Linked DNA regions of Homo sapiens: region 1 is linked to region 2. Evidence: chromatin loops called from intact Hi-C (ENCODE). Cell type or tissue: Caco-2. All regions are shown on one strand. Each heading gives the region's core, and the rest is flanking DNA. Links, peaks and the distances in the headings are about the cores only.

What was found. Peaks named below come from ENCODE experiments on the same cell type or tissue, not always from the same donor. Only the 100,000 strongest peaks of a DNase experiment are listed, where the experiment ranks them.
Region 1: it touches region 2 in a loop (29-fold over the local background); 3 of 110 quality-filtered maps call a loop at or near these places.

The regions. Positions count from the first base shown.
Region 1 is chr3:174,353,940-174,356,874 of GRCh38, reverse strand. No RefSeq gene overlaps it. Among named protein-coding and RNA genes, the nearest start is that of NLGN1-AS1, 430 kb to the right of the region's middle. In Caco-2, for the core only: a CTCF peak has its summit at 1,222 (motif pointing left); no DNase peak of the experiment used is centred there.
Region 2 is chr3:174,619,092-174,622,026 of GRCh38, reverse strand. It overlaps a transcript of NAALADL2 not described here. Among named protein-coding and RNA genes, the nearest start is that of NAALADL2, 240 kb to the left of the region's middle. In Caco-2, for the core only: no CTCF peak of the experiment used is centred there; no DNase peak of the experiment used is centred there.

The DNA of each region.
Region 1 (2,935 bases), core at 285-2,784, 270 kb after region 2:
AGGCCAAATCCAATCTGCTCCCTGTTTTCATAAACAAAATTTATTGGAACACAGACATGCTTGTTCATTTACTTATTGCCTAAGGCTACTTTTGTCCTACAAAGGCAGAGTTAAGTAGTTTCCTCAGAGATAGTATGCCCCACAAAGCCTAAACTAGTCACCATCTTATGCTTTATAGAAAAAAAGTTTAGCTGACTTCTGGACTGCAACATAAAATAAAAACTCTACAGCCTGGCATTTATTGCCTTCATAAATGATATTTAGCACATAGTAGATTATGCATAAAACTGTATCTAGGTGAAAATTCATTTCGAAAATATATCTGCACTATTAATTCCTAGCAAAGTTTCTTAGCTGTAGCAGTCTCTTGTCCTCCTGGGATACAGTGTGCAGCACATTGTTATGGCAGGCACATAGCCCCTGCAGTCAAACATATATAAGTTCAAATTCAAGCTCTGGCAGGTAAGTAGCTGCATGAGTTTGAGTAAGTTAGTTTTCTTTTCTGGTTTCCTGGATCCTGGCTTCTTCATTTGTGAAGTAATTTTAGAAATGAAGGTTCTAAAAATAAACTAACATATTTAAAGTGTCTAGTACATTGGGTGGGTGTGGTGGCTCACACCTGCAATCCGAGCACTTCGGGAAGCTGAGGCGGGCAGATCATTTGAGGTCAGGGGTTCGAGAGCAGCGTGGCCAACATGGTGAAACCCCTTCTCTAATAAAAATACAAAAATTAGCCAGGTATGGTGGTGCATGCCTATAATCCCAGCTACTCGGGAGGCTGAGGCAGGAGAGTTGCTTGAACCTGGGAGGCAGAGGTTGCAGTGAACAGAGATTGTGCCACTGCACTCCAGCCTGGGGAACAGAGTGAGACTCCATCTCAAAACAAAACAAACAATCTAGTAACAAAACTTGAAATATAATAATTCACACTCAAGAAATGCTATTACATGCTTTCTTGATTAGTCCAGGAGGTAGGTTAGCTTGGAAGATATGGAGTATTTATCTACTTGGGCTGCCATAACAGAATACCATAGATTAGGTAGAATAAACAACAGAAATGTATTTCTCACAGCTCTAGAAGCTGGAAAGTCCAAGATCAAGATCTTGTCCAATTAGTTTCCTGGTGAGATTTCTCTTCCTGGCTTGCAAAACAGCTTTCCTTCTGGCCATGTCCTCATATGGCAGAAAAAAGAGAGAGTGAGCCCTCTGGTGTCTCTTCTTATCAGCACACTAATCCTACTTGGTCGAAGCCTTGCCCTTATGACCTCATTTAACCTTAATTATCTCCTTATAGGCCCTATCTCCAAATACAGTCACCTGGGGGTTAGAACTTCAATATATGAATTTTGAAGGGACATAATTTAGTCCATAGCATTTGACATACAGACAATGGCGGTTAATTATTCAGTGTGCACTGCATGGATTGGCCATTGTATCTTCCAAAGAATGGATTTCATCATTAAGTGAGGTGGGTATTTGATTTTCAAATTTCAAAACCATGTCATCTCATTGACATAGTATGATATTTATATGTATTGTTAGGCTGCAAAAGCATATTACACAACAGTGTATATGGTATGATTATATGTTTGGTAAAAACACAGAAAAAATAATCACAGGATATATGCCCACAAGTTCACTGTTATTCCTAGGTGGTAGAATAATGAACAATTTTAAGAAAAATCTCTTTTCTTTTTAATTTTCTGCTTATTATACATATAAATACCTGAATAAAAACATCATAAAACAAACTTAAAAATACACACATTCTGAAAATGTCCATAACTTTTTAGTGCCTTTTATAAATTTAGGTAACATTTACAGAACACAAAATTAATCATTTTAAAGTGTACAATTCAGTGGCATTTAGTACATTCAAATGTTGTGCAACCATCACTTTGATCTAGTTTCTCTCCATAATTTTAAAAACAACTTTATTGAGGTATAATTAACATTGCATAAAATTACCCCATATAAAATGCACAATTGAAATATTTTTGTTAATTTACAGTTATGCAACCATCACCACAATCCAGTTTGTAGAACACTTCCATCTCCCCAGTAAGATTCTTTGTATCCATTTAGATTTAATCTCCATTTCACTTCAAAAGCCAGGGAACATCTAACAACTGTCTATCTTCTTAGATTTGCCTTTCTTGACATTTTGCATGTATGGAATCATAATATGTGATCTTTTGTTTTTGGCGTCTTTCACTTTTCATAATATTTTTGAGGTTTATCTATGTTGTAGTATTTAATTCCTGTTTATTGTTGAATAAAATTCCATTGTATAGTTATAATATATTTTATCCACTCACCCATGGATTTGGATTATCCATTCACTCATGGACATGGATTTTTATCCACTCACTCGTGGACATGGATTTTTTTCTACATTTTGTATATTAGGAATAATTCTGCTATTAATATTCACATGCAAGTCTATATGGACATGAGCTTTTATTTCTCTGGGGTAGGATTTTAGAAGTGAAATTATTGAGTTGTATGATAAACTTATATACACATTTTTATAAAATGAGTGCCAATGTGTGGTGCCCGGTGCAACTGTTTCCATCAGTTGTCACATTTAAATTGTATTATGTTTTAATAGTCACTTGAGTGCTGTTCCTGTAAACAGAGCTGTATCCACTCACTCATGGACATGGATTGTTTTCCTACATTTTGTATATTAGGAATAATTCTGCTATTAACATTCATATGCAAGTCTATAAGGACATGAGCTTTTATTTCTCTGGGGTAGGATTTTAGAAGTGAAATTGTTGAGTTGTATGGTATACTTATATATACATTTTTATAAAACTGCCATATTGTTTTCTTCAGAACTAGGCTTTTGACTTACACAAACATGAGGGAAAAACAACTACACTTTAATAAATAAAAAATAAAAAATAAAATAAAAAATATTATATTTTTA
Region 2 (2,935 bases), core at 276-2,775:
CTGCTTCCTGTATCCAATCTGAGTGTGATGGCTAGAGCTTAAACCAGGATGAGATCTTGAGAGTCCTTTGTTAGGGATGGTGAAGCAAACAGATGAATGCTAATGAAATTATGAAACCACCTACTGGATGACGACTGCAACTTTTTCACATGTTCCTTACAATAAATTAATAAATAAGCTTCTATTTTTTACATCTAATTAGTGACTCTTTTGCCAACAGTCAAACGTGACCCATTATACTTATTACATACAAGGCCCTGCGTAAGTATAGTATTTTGCCTGGATTGTCTCATTTACTCCCTCCTGCAACGTTCTTTTCTAGTTGTGGAAACACAGAGTCAATGGGGGTAAAATAACAAGTTTAAGGTTGTATTTCTAAATAAATGGCAGAAACAAGGGTTGAGTCCTGATCCTTTTTTCTAAATTAAAGTGATCTTTTCTATAATGCCACCAAATTCCTCATTACATGAGGTCTATATATATAGACCTCAAGGGTCATCATTTATTTCATGTATATTATTTTATCCTACATATATTATCCCTAATGGAGCTTTCATATTTTCTCATCCTTTAGTCCTTCAGTTGATGATATGAATAGTATAGTTAAATCTTAGCTCTAAGATGATGGATCAAGTCCCAGTGATAATCTCTCTAATCTGTCAGAAAATGATCCAACTGCTATTTTTCATTGATTCGTTTTTTTTCCTTGAAAGCAGACTTGTGCGATAAAAAATTTTCCTCTTGTCAACAAATCCTCTTAGCATCACATAATCATCTTTTCATGAAAAAAGTAGCTAGGGAAACATTGCTAGCAATTTCAAAGTGCTTCAAGGCCTCAAATTACTAGAGAAGCTTGCGGCAATTCTGAACTAAAGGAAACTAGAAGTGTGGAGATGTTAGACTGTCAAATACATCTCTCCCTCAGATTTACAGTTATTTTTCTATGAGATGTCTACCCATCTGCTGAGATGTTATAATTATATATTCTTAAGGTGACAGCATAATACGCTCTTCCTAGTCAGTACATTCAGTTTACCTAAGGTTAGAAGCAGTAAAATAAAGTGTCAAAAATGCCATCTTCAAATATAAGATTGATAGCCTATTATGTTTTTATTATTTAAACATAAGCCAAATCATGTAATTAGCTCACTCAAAGTGTTTTGACCTATTTCCTAAAAATCTTTCATAATTTGGATTCAAAATAACTCAAGTTCATCAAAATGAGATTTATTTGAATATCTTTGTGAGTAAAATACATAAGTATTTATGTGCACCCAACTGAATATCACTTTCATAACCAGTTTCACAGTCCCATTTTGATCTCCTGAACCCTTGGTACCTACAAGATTTTCCTAGTTCAGTTTTGTTTAAGGGTTCTTTAATTGCTCTGATAAAAATATCAAACATCTTTCCTTGGGCCAGAGAGTCCTAAATATTCTCTGTTAATAGTATCCTTAGTAATATTTTTCACAATATTCTAGGCCAAAAGAAATCTGTATCAGTTCTGTTTATTAAATGAGTAGGTCTAAACAATTCCACAAGTATTAATGCCCTATTAACTTAGTAGCCAGTTGAAAAAAACAAAACAAAACAAAAAACACACATAAACTGAAAGTAGTTCATGTAATATCCAGTAGGTGTTGCTGTGTTTCCCATAAAAATTTTAAATATTTCACAGCACCCTTGTGCATTTACAACGGTACATCGGGTGACTCAGTGCCCATTTTGATATTTATGGTTGTAGGTGTTGCTATGTTTTATTTAATTCATCTGTAACCATCTCAAGGACAAGAAGTGGACTCATTCATCCTTATATTCCCAGAGCCTTTCAAAGTGTCAGGCACATAGTAGGTGTTAATTAATATTTTCCAAATGAAAGAGGATGGCCATGAATAAATGACCAAGGAGATTAACATTGATTTAAGTAAAACAGTTACCTGTGGATCGGGGTACTTTGTAATATAAAGTGTTGACACAGCACAGTGATAGAGAATATGGGCTCTATCGCTTTTTAGATACATGCTTGTGCTTCCCTCATACATAAGATGGGAAGTAATAATAGTGTCTACTGTATAGAACTGACAAGAAAATTAAATGAAAAATGCATGTAATTCACCTAGCATAGTGCATAGTATATAATAACTATTTGATAAATACTATTGTTATTATTATTTTGCTATTTTATGTCATAGATGACAACACACTGAAATCTGGGATTGGTGGGAAGAAATAAGAAAATAAACCCTAAAAATATTAAGAAGACAATCAGGGAAATAATTATTTTCAAAAAGAAAGCTGTGGTTACAAATAGATTAAGAAAGCACAGTTAGGACGCTTTGAAAACACATTCAAACAACAGGTTATTTGTGGCCAGACTCAGGAAGCTGAAGTGTTACTGAAATTTGCCATTTGCCAAAAATGAGACAAACTAAAATCCCTTCATTTCATGGCTTGAAATTGAAGACCAAAAGCAACTCTTATTTCTAATCACATTCCTAATTACAGAAACAGGCTAGCACCCCTGTTGTAAAGGGGCTGCCAGTATTTCCATTATCAGTTCCCATTTTCAGGGCTTATTACTAAAGCACACACTCTAGGGAGATTGTTGGCATAGAGGATCTCAGCATGGAAGAGAACATGTTTTACAAAACTTGGCATCAACCTTCCAACTGTAAATATAAAGAGATAGAAAGGCAACAATGAATAGTCAAGAAAACCCATGGTGCTGGGATTGAAAAGGTTGTTCAAGCTAATTTCAAATGTAATGTATAAATGAAAACCCTGCTCAGACCATTTAAAGGGAAAATAGATTTTTAAATTTACACAATTTCACTAAACATCTGTAACAAGAGAGTAGAAGCAAAGTGATCTACCCATCTGTCTCCTATTAGTAAAAACTGACATAAATCTAATTTCAGTATCTAGGAGGATTTAC